Linked DNA regions of Mus musculus: region 2 is linked to region 1. The links are chromatin contacts, found by Hi-C or POLR2A ChIA-PET in ENCODE. All regions are on one chromosome and are shown on one strand. Each heading gives the region's core, a stretch centred on a gene start or an enhancer-like site at or near the end of the contact. The rest is flanking DNA. Distances are from core to core; before and after follow the strand shown.

Region 1 (6,893 bases), core at 1,680-4,179:
GTGACCATGTCTTATAGCTGAAAGGGACTCAGGAACATGCTAAATTCAGGGCTTGCCCACAAGGGTTACTCATTTCCCAAACTTTCATACAGAAAAGTCTGGCTGGGTAGTATGAAGAAGAGTCTCTGGAAAATGGTCAGGTGAGCATATTTGTAAAGTCAACTGTTCTCATCACAATTCTCTGTCCCTTGCAGGTCCTTCAGACAGATGATGGAGTCACTGGGAAATCTCCCTGCAGGAGTGGGAGATCACAAGGAGGCCTAGAGCACTTTCACAGGAGCTCTATCACAGGGCCTGCAGAAGAGCTAGAGTAGCTGTTTGCACTTGCTGCTGAGCCTGAAGGATCTGTACAGCACTCTATGCAATGAGAGAACAAGGCGAGGCCCCTAGTTTTCTCCTTATGGGGAGGCTGTGCCCAGGATCCTGGACTCCAGGCAGCACAGACACTTTTCAGATTTGCTCTTTTATATTTTTACCTTCTATCCTAGAGAGGGGCATCCACAGGCACAGCTACTCTTCTTCCCTAAGCAGCGGCAAGAATGACAAGACCATCCACTCTCCACACTTCTACCTGCGCGCACAGGAAGAGCTTGCTAGTCTCTAGACAGACCTGACTGGGAGCCCTGTAGACTTCGATGTGTTCAAAACAGAAATGAAGATGGAATTTCACAGGCAGAGAACCAGACTGTGGAAGAGTTGCTTATCCGTTCTTGGTTTTCTCAGGTCCTCTCTGCGATGGTTCCACCCACCTCCAGCTTGGCCTAAATCCTCAGAATTGAGAATTCTTGACAGGTTCAGTGTACCTCCAAATACCTATGTGCACCAGCTTCAGGACTGGGAAACTTCAATTGTCCCCATCACCAGTGACAATCCTGGAGGATCATTTCAACAGGAGTTCTCCAAGATAAGTGTCATAGCTAGTTCATGCCTCTGACCGAGGAGACCCCAGCTTCCCTAGAAAGTTTCAACCTCAGAGGACAATCCAGATCATCAGCAAAGATAATAGAATCTCAGTTATCCTCTCTGAAGAACTGTGGATACCCCTTGTCCTGTGGTGCCCATGTCTGCCTCACATCAGAATAAAATGCAATACTAAATGAGTGGATAGGACTCCATTCTTTATGCCTTGTTCTTGATCTTCCAAGGAAACCATAACTATTGAAAGGGAGGGGACCTGCGTAGGGTGAGATGGTCACCTAGAAAGGTGGTTAGGGGGCTGACTTTTCATCTCTCTGCTAGTCTTCTGTTGTGGAGGCTCCATTTCTAGAACGGCAACCTTTAGTGCCAGGAGAGCCATTCAATCTCATCTCCACTCTCTCTTCTGTGATCAGAGAATTTCTGTTAACTGTGCTCATGGTTTCTGGATAAACTGAAGACATGACTGCTCATGGTATGCTCAACCAGGGATTTTTCTTGTTGTAAATATGAGAGAGAGAAAACAGCCAGGGGCACCTGTGAGAGCCCAGAGCAGAGAGAATAGAGCAGATCGAGCATGTTCAGCAGACTAGATCTGGCTAGGAGAAAAACAGAGAGGAGATGAGAACCAGAGAGTGGAGCCCGGAGAGAGGGGGAACTCAGGAGAGCAGTGGAGGAGAGGGAAGAGCAGGAGGAAGGGAGAGAGGGAAGCCAAGGGCCGAAGGCATTAAGTAGCAGGATTATAAAGAGAATGAGGATCTGGACGGAACTAATCCCGCGAGTTGGGTTCTTCTTCTTTTCATTAAAAATAGATTCTTCTCTCATACACTATATCCCACCAACATTTCTCTTCCCACCATGCCTACCATCTACCCCACTCCCCTCCCCTCTGGATCCACTCCCCCTCAACATCCCTTCTTAAAAGAGCAGGCTTCCAAGAGACCACAACCAATTGTACACACAAAAAGAAAATACCATAGGACAAAGAAAAAGCCCTCAACCGAGTCTAGACAAGGCAACCTAAGAGGGGAAAAATAAATTGTCCTAAGTGCAGTCCAAAGTGTCAAAGACACACCCACTCCCACAGTTAGGAGTTCCACAAGAACAACAAGCTAACCGCCACAACATATATGCAGAGGACCGGATACAGATTTCTGTAGGTCCGGTGCTTGCTTTAGTTTCTGTAAACCATATGTGTCCTGCTTAGTTGATTTGGTGGGTCATATTCTCCTGGTGTCCTTTAGCCCCTCTGACTCCCAAGGTCTTTCCGCCACCTCTTACATGGAATTTCCGGAGCTCCGGCGGACTCCAGTTTAGACTCTCTCCACATAAAGTCTTAACTGTGGATCTCTGCATTTGCTCCCATGTACTGCTGGAGGAAGCCTCTCTGATGACAACGGGACAAGTCACTAATCTCTAATCACAGTAAAATATCATTAGGAATCATTTTTTAAAAAAAGACTAGTCGTGTTTGGTTCTACTCTAGATCTCTGGACTATTCAGTTTCCATTTTCTGGCCTTCCAAGAAGTGTCAGGCAAGGGCGCCCGCCCGCTCACGGAGTAGGTAAGCCTCAAGTTAAATCAGACATTGCTTTCTACTCTCACAAATTCAGTACCGCCATTACCCCAGCACATCTTGCAAGCAGGACACATTGTAGGTCAGAGGTTTTGTGGCGGGGCTGGCTTATTTAAGATATGGGATGAGACAGGGTCTCACCTCATAATCCTGGCTGTCCTAGATCTCGCTATGTAGACCAAGTTGGCGGGCAACTCACAGAGATTCACCTACCTCTGTCACAGGAGTGCCCGGATTAAAGGCATGCACCACCCTGTCTTGTTGGAGTGTTGTTTTGTACACTGTGTGAAGATGTGTCTCTGTCCTTCCTTGCCTGCCTAAGGCACCTTCCGATTGGTTAAAATAAAAAGCCTATGGCCTATAGCAAAAGGCAGACTAAGAATAGTAAGGTGGGACTTCCGGACAGAGAGGGGAACTCTGGGAAAGAGAGACGGGCGGGAGATTTGCTACTGTGATGCGGAGAAAGTTGGACGTATGTAACCGAGGAGGTAACTAGGCAGAACTTAGTATAAATGGGCTAATGGAGTTACGAGCTAGTTAGGAGCAAGCCTAAGCTAAGACCAAAAGTATTGTAAGTAAATATGAGCCTTTATGCCATTATTTGGGAACTGAGGTGGACATAGAGAAAGACCCACAGTTGCGTTTGGTGCTCAATGTGCGGAAGAAAATCCAAGCTTAGAGCCTGGGGAAAGTCCTGGGTGAAGGCGGCTTCCTAGCCAAAGAGCAGGGAAGAAGCAGGAGACCGCCAGAGGCCGAGTGCTTCTTTAAGAAGCCCTCACTGAGCAGAAAAACCAGATCCACTATCAGAGCCTCGGGGCAGAGAAGGTCAGAGCAGCTTTAGACAGACACCTGGGAGCCAGGCCACTCGGGGTGCATGCACATACTTAGCCACACTTAGCACACCACAGCCACCACCCACCCCATCCCCAAGGCACAGCCACACGCACAATCTGACTATGTTGCGTGGCAGGCTTCGTCTCTGCTCATAGCTTCAACAGTGGAAAGGCTGAAGTCAGCCCACACTACTCCAGTGAGAGTCTTGGTGCTAACAGAGGTCTGAGCAAGCAGCCCCGGGGGCTTACACATGTGGGCCCAGGACAGGCAGGCACCCCATCCTACACACTCTGTGAGCTACTGGCAAAGCGAACAGATCAGGTCCCTGCACTCCAAAGCCCAGAAGCCTCGGCTCTTCCAGTAAACTGTTAGACTGAGCTGAACAGGGGGTCCAACTATTCCTTGTGGGCTTAAGGGCTGGGGCGGGGCCAACAGCGGGCTTGACTGGGAGCTGAATGTCTGGAACAGGGTTACCCTCAGTGGGAGGTGCAAGCCGCCGAACAGCTCAACAGAGACAACACGCGGAAGATACCTATCTAAGCCCAGACAGAAGCCCTTGAACAGGTAAAAAAAATATTTGGAATTATGCTTCAGTGCTAAAGAAAGAAAAGAAAAAAATAATTTAAAAATTAATAAAATAAAATCTCTTTGGGAAGGAGAGAGTTAGAGATTGAAAAAGAAAAAAATTCTGTGTTAAGAAATGGAAAACACAACAACACAGGGCATCTGGATTCCATATAATTTTGATACGATCATCAGCATACAAATAATTACACTTTCAGTAATGATGGCAATTTTAGATATCCTGTTTAAGAGAGATGAAAATAAAGCAGACTTAGAGAAGGAAAGACTGAAAAATTAAAGGCTGGAATGGAGGTAATAGGAAAGAGATTGGGAAATTCCGATTCGAAATAAATGATCTTCAGAGGTAGCCAGACCAAAGCCTAGAGCCACCTTGTAACTCTAGCCCTGTTCCAGACATTCAGCTAGCTAGTCAAATTTAATGGCAGCCTATTAAATTTCTAGATAAAGAGACTTATGCCGAGTTAAGAATATAGATCTGTTTAATGATGCCATACTATAGATTATATGTTTCAGTTTGTAGAGTTTGAAGAATTACAGTATATACATATGTTAATGCATCATACAATTGATGCACACTCAGGATTTCCATATGCTTTTGCCTTAAATTCTGAGAGAAATGATTCTGAGAGTGCACATTTATTAGAGATGGTGGCCATCTTGGAAATGCCTTTACAGACTGAAGCTGATGATGCTACTGTCTATGTAGCTATTAGAATACAGCCATATTGTAGACATTATCACACAGAGCATGTCACAGGTGTATCTTACATTGCTATAGGTCAGTCAGTTATGAAAGGATCTACCTATGCTTTAAAGAACATGCTAATAGACAGAAGAGGGACATGGGCTCTTAAGCCCATGTGGTGGTTTGAATGAAAATGGCCCCCATAGGCTCATAGGGGTTGGTAGTATTGGGAGGTGTGGCCCTGTTGGAGTAGGTCTGGCCTTAGAGCAAGTGTGTCACTCAGGCATGGGCTTTGGGGTTTCAGATGCTCAAGTCAGGCCCAGTCTCTCTCTTCCTGTGCCTGGGAAACCAGATGTAGAACTCTCAGCCTCCTCTCCAGCACCATGTCTACTTGTGTACAACCATGCTTCCTTCCCATCATAATGATTATGGATTAAACCTCTGAACTGTAATCCAGCTCAAATTAAATATTTTCCTTTATAAGAATTGCCACAGTCATGGTATCTCTTCACAGCAATAAAACCCTAACTAAGACACACAGATAAACTTTTCTTCCCCTACACTATATCAGGACTGTGCTTATTGCCACATTAAGGTAACTAGCACACTGAACTGGTGATAAGACACATGGAGTTTGATGAAAATTGGTTCTAGGTTTGTGGCAGGAATGTGGAAGAGTTTGAAGGTTCATGTTAGAGAAGCCTGAGAATGTCATCAATGTCTTTCTTTATATATAATTTATTTATTTATGTATTTAATATTTATTACTTTTTTTCTGTGCATTGCTGTTTTGCCTGTCTGTATATTTGTATGAGGGTGTCAGGACCCCTGGAGCTGGAGTTACAGATGGTTGTGAACCACTATGTGGGTGCTGGAATATTAAGCCCAGGTCCTTTGGAAGAGTAGTTGGTTCTCTTAACCACTGAGTCACCCCCTTGTCCCCCATCATTAATGTCTTAATGGGACATTCTGGTGAGGATGCAGAATACTGTAATTCCAGTAGTCATCTAGACAGTAAGCACTGTGCTAATGAGACGTCACATGAGAACGGAGACTCTATATAAACTGGGAAGAGAAGCCATGTTGCATTATGACAAAGGGCTTGTGTATATTCTGCACGTGTCCTGAAACTTTGATGGAGGTTTCCAGTTCAAAAGCCATGAAGCTGCTGGATGAACTTCGAAGGCAACGTAGCCTTCAGGCTGTAGCATGGTTACCGCAGACTACTTTTAACCAGGTTGACATTGAGAATTGTAAACGAACAGGCAGAATGGGAGTTGAGAGAGCTACATTTTGGCCAGGAAACAGGATCATGCACAGTTAAAGGTGCTGAGTGAGCAAGATGTGAGCAAAAGTGCGATGCAGGCGAAGTGACAGGACCTGTTAAGGGTCAGTGACATGAAACAGACACAGCGCACTGGGACAATAGCAAAGGGCCCTCAGGGCATCCAGGAAGTGGCAAGATGTCATCCATCCAAGGCTCCAGGATGTCACACTGGAAAGGAGAGCTGGGGAGGTGTCCTGCTGGACGTGGGCTTCACGGAGAATGTGTTGTTTGTTTAGTTGGCTGCTTGGTTTTACTTTGCTTTCCCCAGGCACGCAGAGGGTGCTGCAGCCGTGGTCCAAGGGGCCCGACTATTGCTTGAGATGGCAGCAGAATGTGGCATCATCCACATGGCCCTGTCATACATACAGAGAGCTTGGGTATGAGATTATGGCGGCTTTCGAGTTTTGAGAAAGGCCTATGGAGCAAGAAAATCTGTAGCAGGAATGGATTCCTCAGTGAAAGCAAAGAAAGAAAATGGAATTAACAGTTTCTGGAATTGGAAAGATATATGGATTTTTAAAAATCAAACCATGAACTAGGTATGGTGGTACATACATGTACCACCAACATAGGCCATATAGTAACACCCCTTTCTCTTACACATACACAGAAGTAAATAAAATCATATATCTGCATAAGTATGTATATGATTCTGATGAAAGTGTGTTCTAGTTCATTAGTTACCAGTGAATTAAAATCATGAAATGCAGTTCTTGCAGAGGACCTGAGTTCATCTCCCAGTATCCATGTCAAGTGGCTCACAACCATTGACAACTTCAGCTCCAAGGAATCTTTTGGTCTTTGTGGGCCCTACACTTATATACACCTACCCCCACACAATTATATGCACATAGTTAAAAAAATAAAAGTAAAAGTGTCTTCCTTATTTTCTGAATAACTGTAGCTGAAATGGAAAGTGTCAGTCAGTTGGTAAGTAACTGAGGTAGTCATGGTAACGTTTACATATTGGA
Region 2 (6,893 bases), core at 1,304-3,803, 43 kb before region 1:
TTAAAAAAAGATTAAATTTATTTTTAATGGGAATGGGGTAGGGTGGGGCAGGGTGGGGAAGATCTACACGAGTGCAGTTGCCCCTGGATACCACAAGAGGGCATAGGATGCCCTAAAGCCTAAAGGTCCATTACAAGAGCAGTGTCTCCAGTTCCATAGCTAAATCTTTAATTTTGAACTCTGCTAAGCAGAGTTTAATGGTTTGGGAGGGAAAAAAGAAAAAAGAAGCTGAATAAGGCCCAAATGGAACAAAACCAATTTAGTTGATCACCTTGAGCTTGCCTAAATGGCTGAAAAATAAGCCAACAAATCTATTAAACACCGGGCTTGCAAAGAAAGCAGTTTCAGTTCTCTTCCAAAGTGTTCCTCAGAAAGGGTGTGCATCACAACATCAGGGTGTGATACTATTATTATTTCCTGATTACTGAGGACGTAATGAGGGGAGAGGAGGTTTCTAATTGCTAGGCGAGACTCTACCACCGACCTACATACCCCCTGTCCAAATATTCAGTAAACCATATTCGTTCTTCTAATTCTGTGCCTGCCAGGCATCTTCCTGATAATGTGGCTTCTCTTGCTCAGTCAAAAATGAGAAAGCATGGATTAAACCACACACACACACACACACACACACACACACACAAATCCTAAATTCTTGATAGGTACCTTGGTTAAAAAAAAAGTTAGTAAGCCAAGCATTCCTTTCGATATAGTCATTTTAATATGGTGAAGTAAAACAGACAACACTGCAAACTTGCTGGAGACAAAAGCCCAAACTCAAGCTTTAGAGAAACACTCATCTTCCTATTTCCACTGGAGTTCTGCTGACATATTCCTCCTATTATCAAAATTGTATTTAAGGTTTTAGTTTGATTAAGGCTTTTTTTTTTTCTCTTTAGAGGGGGTGAGGGGAGGGAATTAAATTCTGAATCCCAAGCCACCGGGCTACAGGCTAAGCACTCTCAAAACACAGCAGCCCAGTGTACAGCTTCTGATGACTCATCCTTGTGACTGGCCATTAGGGTTTCACAAGTCTTGGTTGCTTGCTTCAAGTTACCCCCTCCCCCTCCACTTCACATCGCTACAGCCAGTTTACCTCTCACAGGACAAATCTCAACTTCTCAAGTGACTAATATGCAAACCCACCTATCAGTGGGTCCTTGTCCCAATAGGCCCCGACTAACATTCCCCATCCCTCCTCTGATCTCTGGCCGAGTTCGGAAATACTTTGTTTTTAGGCAGGTGTGGTGACACGTGCCACCCTAGAGGCAGAGGCAGGTGGAGTTCTGAGAGACTTCAAGGACAGCCTGGTCTGCACAGCGAGACCTTGTTTCAAACAACCAACAAAGAAATATTTACTTAGGAGGCAAAGTAAAAGATTTCTGAGCTCATGAGAGCTTTCATACACAGGAAAGAAAAGCTACCTCAAAATATTACACTATCTCTAACACTTAAAAATCATGCTACAATCCTCTGTATCCTTTCAATAAAAGATACAATGGAACCCATATGTATACGCTCATACTAGAAATATTATTCTCCACCACGTTTTAGAAGTTTCAGTCTCCCATTTAAGTGGGGGTACAAGAGGCCCTCGGGTGCGTGTTCAAAATTAGGCCAAATATCTGCAGCTTTAACATTAGACCAGGTGACAATCGGTCCACTGGTTTAGAGGGTTGGCTACTTGAGCAACAGAGCTGTCACAATGTAAATGCAATGTTCGCTCTCTAATTCCATCACTCAGCTCTCTAATCCCATCACTCAGGAGGCAGAGGCAGGAGAATCTCCTGAGTTCGAGTCCTGCCTGGCCTACATAATGCCTGGGCAATCGGGGCGACCCAGATCTAGGGGGGGCTTGGGGTGGGGTGACCGCCTGGCATGAAGGACGAACCTTCCTTCCCAAGTGTGATCCTCGAAGCTGGAGGTGAACTCCAGCCGCTGCCTGGCTCGCCGCAGCGCCTGCCCTACCTCTTCCGGGCAGCTGGCCAGGGCCCTTAGAGCTGAACAACAGAGCGAATAGCGGACTTTGGAAAAGGCTCCGGTTATGCAAACGGCCGAGGCCACAGACAGGGGTGAGTAGGGGGTCGGGGTGACTTCGACTCTGGACGGCACTAGTACCGGGGATGCGTCCCGCCAAGGGTCTCCCCGCTGGTTCCTGCGATGGACGGCCGAGGCCTTGACAAGAGGTGAGCGAGGCCCAAGCTGCCGGACCGCACCGTCGGGCGAACCCGGGGCCTGCGGGCCTTGACTCGAGCGGCGAAACCGCGGCAGCTCGGGTGTTGTCGCCGCCGGCCGAGAGGCACCCCGCCAGCCCCGCGGACGCATCCTCCCGGTGCTGACGCCCAAAGCCCACTCTCTCCTCAGACACCTGGCTCCGCGCGACACTGCCCACCTCACCTCCGCAAAAGCAAGCGGCCTTTTGGCCGAGAAATGTCGCCAAACCGCCGTCGTTCCTCTCCAGCCGCTGCGACAGACACCGACAAAATGGCGTCCGCGCCGTCACCCTACAACCTCCTCAGGTGGCTCCAGCGCCACCTACGCCGAGCCAGCGCGCATGCGTCACGAAGCCTCGTGCCCGCCCACAGATCGTGCAAGGGGACGAGGGGTCTGTGACGTCAGGGACGGCGGGGCTTGATCAGCCACACTGCGGCTGCGCAGCGCTGGAGGCGCGGGTAGGACGAGGTTCTGTCCGCTTGTCAGGCTGAGGTTCTTTCTGTTCTTAGGTGAACCTGGAAGCCCGCCTTAAGTCTGCGGCGCGCGTCGGGCTCTCGAAGAGTTTTGCTGGGCGTGGCCACGCTGGGTAGGGCCAACCTCTGACCTTTTCCCATCAGCTTAAAGTGGGAAGCTCATCGCACTCCATCTACCAGTCGCCCCTCAACCTCAGCTCCAGGTAGAGCCACCAGAGCGCAGAGTCCCCGAATGCTCCCAGCTAGGGCAGCTCAGTGACCAGGATATGGCTGTCACCTGGCGCTTCCGCTCTAAACTGGATTTGGAGAAGTTTACCTGAATATGCCTCTAAAAACAAGCGTAGCAGGTGCTTACCCTTCTCTTTCTCTTTGCCTTCCTCTCTCTCTTCCTCCTCGCCTTCTCAGCCAGCAAATCGAAAGGAATGGGGAGGTTTGTCCTAAGACTTCTGACAGTATTCTTCCGGTTACAACCATGGCAGCCTCATGATTTTCTACTACAGTTACTCAACAAACGGGCATTTGTGGTCAGACTTTTTGGTTTTTTTTTCGAGACAGGGTTTCTCTGTGTAATCCTGGCTGTCCTGGAACTCACTCGGTAGACCAGGCTGGCCTTGAACTCAGAAACTCACCTGCCTCTTGCCTCCCAAGTGCTGGGATTAAAGGCGTGCACTATCACTGCCTGGCGACATAACAAATTCTTAATATATATCCTTTTTTAATTTCAGAGAACTGGGCTTTTGTGGTGCAGGCCTGTAATCCCAGCATTTAGGATTTAGAAACAGGAGGATCAGGAATTCTAGGTCATCCTGGGCCATATAGCAAGTTCAAGGCCAGTCTGAGCTACATGAGATCAAAACTCAAAAAACAAAACTGCTGAGAATCCAACACCATAATTACTGTCTAACCCAGTAGGGTTGAACTTCTTCTGGTCGTCCTATCTCTTATCTCCTTCCTCCAAGAGCTTGAAGCATAAATATGAGCTGTCATAACCAGATTAATTAAATACTCTATGCCAATCACTTTATAGACAGTCTTAGTAATCTAGACAACTCTAAGAGGTGATTCTTAGCTCCTTGCTTTAATGACAAATTTAACTCCTGAAAATACCATTCAAACTTTGCTAGCTTACGGTTTCATTGTCATACTTACTGCCTCCATTCATGCAACAAAGTAAAAAACAACTTACTTTTTTCTTAATCAGTTAGAGAAAAGTATTCTGAGTCCATCTTTTGGCAAGACCAAAAGGGTCTGTCTTGAAAAGGCTCGTTTCATGGTGATTTGTCTCTGAAGCTCCCATTATGAAACAATGAATCCCTTCACATTTAGCAAAGTTGATTAAAGGCCACACCATGAATGAGTCACAATGGATCTCTCAGGCATCCCATACTGCCCAAGATGGACAATATCCCAGTTTCCTCCAGGGTTCCTAACACTTCTGAAGAGAAAGTCAAACAGCACAGGAGTAACAAAGATTCAGTCAAACAATGTTGAAAGCATCCCAATTCCCAGTGCACTCTGCAGAGCATATGGAGTGGGCAGGAAGCATCTGAATTCATACCATTCAGGGAATACAGGAAGTGCCCTGCACTGCTCCTTTAATTACTTATATGGGTCTCTCTTCTCTCCTTCCCCACTATTCTTTCTTCTTTTTTCCCCTCTTCCTTTGTGATCGTCTTTGTATACACAGGGACAATCTGGAACTTATTATTTAGTCTAAGCTTGCCTGGAACTTGTAGAAATCCTCCTGTTACAGCTTCCGAATTGCTGGCATCACTGGTGTGAGCTATTAGGTCTGACCTATCAATGAACGGGTCTCAGATCCAGGGCCAGATCACAGATGCATGTACCCTCTGGAAATACTAGCCACAGGCACTTGGTCAGCCTTCAGGATTCGTCAGGATATTGGTTCTGGTAACTGCAAGAGAGAAACCATTTACCAAAACTTTGACTAGGTCATGCCCAAAAGTTTATAGAGAAGATAGAATTCCTTCTAATAGTGGATCCTTAGATAACCCCCACCCACCCACCCATTAGAATGGAACTGCCATCACACATTACTAGTCACTGTTTCTACGTTAATTTAACTAAAATCTAAATTTAAAAATGTAATTGAATCTATCTAGAGACTGTGGAGTGGATAGTCAGTGAATCCATGCTATGGCACACATTTGGAGGTCAGAGGAAGACATACAGAAGTCAGTTCTCTCCATCTACAATGTGGGTCCTGAGGATCAAACTAAGATTGATAGTGTTGGTAGAAAAGGTTCTTACTCACTGAGCCATCTTCTGGGTCCCTCAATAAAAGGTCCCTTGAATAAAATTGGTGGCATTGACTAAGTTTCACTAAATAAATAAATCCCAGACACCAAGATCAGTAGCATAGAGCTGTGATGCCAGCATGTTGAGAGGTGGAAGGCAGAGGATCATGAGAAGGTCATTCTAGGCTACACAGTAAGTTCTAAGGCAGCCAGGACTACAAGAGACCCCATCTCACAAAACAACACATTGGCTTCCCAACTCTACTTACTGCATTTTCTCAATATTTAAAATGTATTGTCTTTCTCTCAGTTGGTAAAAGGCTTGCCTAGCATGCATGACCCCTCAGGTGTTGTTTTAAAAAACAAAAATTCTAGCCCTTTAACTCACCAAATGAAGACTCAGGAGCCAGATGCCCTTGTGAAAGCCTGCTAAGCTCGGAGAGGCAGAGAAACCATTCATTTGACCTTCCTATTCCACTGATGTCCCAGAAGGAAAAAACTCTACCAATGTCTCAGGAGAAGGCCCTTTCTCCTTCTCTACACAGTGCAAAATGCCCTTCAACTCAAAGACCCTTCTTTCTGTTTACTTCTGTTCACTCCATTCAGCTGGTTACTTGCTTTGCCTCTTGACCCATGGTTGACTTTATTTAGCTCTTGGATTAATGGTGTGTGCTAGGGCTGAGCCACACCACAACTACTTGTTTATTGTAAATAGAATGCTCTAGGATCAAAGGCTGAGTCACACCACCATTAGAAACAGTTCACAATCTTGGGGTTCATAATATGATCAAATGCGGCAGTATGGACCATGATATTGGTACTGAACAAATAAGAAATGGGGAGACAAGGGGAGTCTGCAGAGTGGGAAAATCCTTCCAGCCTTGCATAGAAGGAACCAGTAGAAGGCTCTATCACTTTCTAGGGGCCAGCATACCCCTCGACAGAGAGGATTTGAAAGGTGAATATAGGAGAGAAAAACCAGGGAGTCCACCATCTTTCCATCTGTACTAAAGATCCTGGGCAGTGCCTCTGCATAAGAGCAAGACAAAGGTTTACTCCTTAGTCTTTTTCATTGGCTTCAAGAAGTCTAGTTCAGATCCTACAGGCTTAACAGCAGGTGGAAACAACTTCTTTAACTCTTCCTCAGGCCCGGCTGATAGAGCCGCTGGGAAACAGCTCTGGTCTTCCTGGGCCTCTCCCTACCTGGGAGGTCAACTTCCTGTTTAACTACATCCCACTCTGCAGGAAAACCCTAATTTCTCAGCCACCCCATGACTAATGGAAAGACCTGGAAAGAACAGAGGAATGAATTGAGAACATTTTTACATCACACACATCTGAGCACTTCTCATGGACCCTCCCTGCACCTGACCAGGCAGACCTGGTCTTATTCACCTTGGAAGGATTACTAAAACTCTCTAGGAAGCCCTGGGATTCTGACTAGCCAGACAATTGCTTAGTATGATAAAAGGAGAGTATGTGTCTCTGAAGGAAGAAGAGCAGAGAAAAGAAAAGACAGGATTTTGTGGTTGTCTAAGAGAAGAGTCCTAAAGTGGGGATGACATCCAGCCTCCCTCCCTCTGAGTCTTTCACAGCCTCTGAACCTATACATATGAGACTAGACAGAGATGCCAGACTACTGAGTACAGTTCTGACATCACCACAGCTGTTTACATCTCAATCTCCAACTTAACCTGCTGTTGTTTAGTAAAATAAATAAACAAACAAATAAATAAAGCATTAAAACTATTTTCACTCAGTAGGAATCTATTAGTCACATACCAGTGCATGAATTAGGGAATTAACTCTTGGCTTCATCTGTAAAACAAGAGATACTTCATTTCTGATCTACAGATGCTTCCTATTCAGATTGACTAAAGATCTCAGTTGTTCAGCTTAAACCAAGGAATAGCTCAGATCAATGTTCCCTGTGCTAATGATTAAAAAG

What was found. A loop is a pair of places that touch in the nucleus more often than their neighbours do. ChIA-PET counts read pairs that join two places held with the same protein, here RNA polymerase II (POLR2A).
Region 2: POLR2A ChIA-PET joins it to region 1 with 34 read pairs in embryonic stem cell. The contact joins the promoter of Clk4 here to the promoter of Platr20 in region 1. A Hi-C loop is called at or near these places in 2 of 37 maps with a recorded cell type or tissue (both left cerebral cortex). POLR2A ChIA-PET finds 5 or more read pairs at or near these places in 4 of 5 experiments (Patski and embryonic stem cell).

The regions. Positions count from the first base shown.
Region 1 is chr11:51,216,454-51,223,346 of GRCm38, reverse strand. Platr20 (pluripotency associated transcript 20) reads left to right here and starts at 2,929. Exons shown (of 5, transcript NR_110444.1): 1 at 2,929-2,979; 2 at 3,794-3,889. Gm12569 (predicted gene 12569) reads right to left here and starts at 2,776. Exons shown (of 6, transcript NM_001378502.1): 1 at 2,705-2,776.
Region 2 is chr11:51,258,774-51,265,666 of GRCm38, reverse strand. It overlaps Clk4 (CDC like kinase 4), which reads right to left and starts at 2,553. Exons shown (of 13, transcript NM_007714.6): 1 at 2,398-2,553. It overlaps BC049762 (cDNA sequence BC049762), which reads left to right and starts at 2,663. Exons shown (of 3, transcript NM_001382322.1): 1 at 2,663-3,034. The coding sequence starts at 3,010.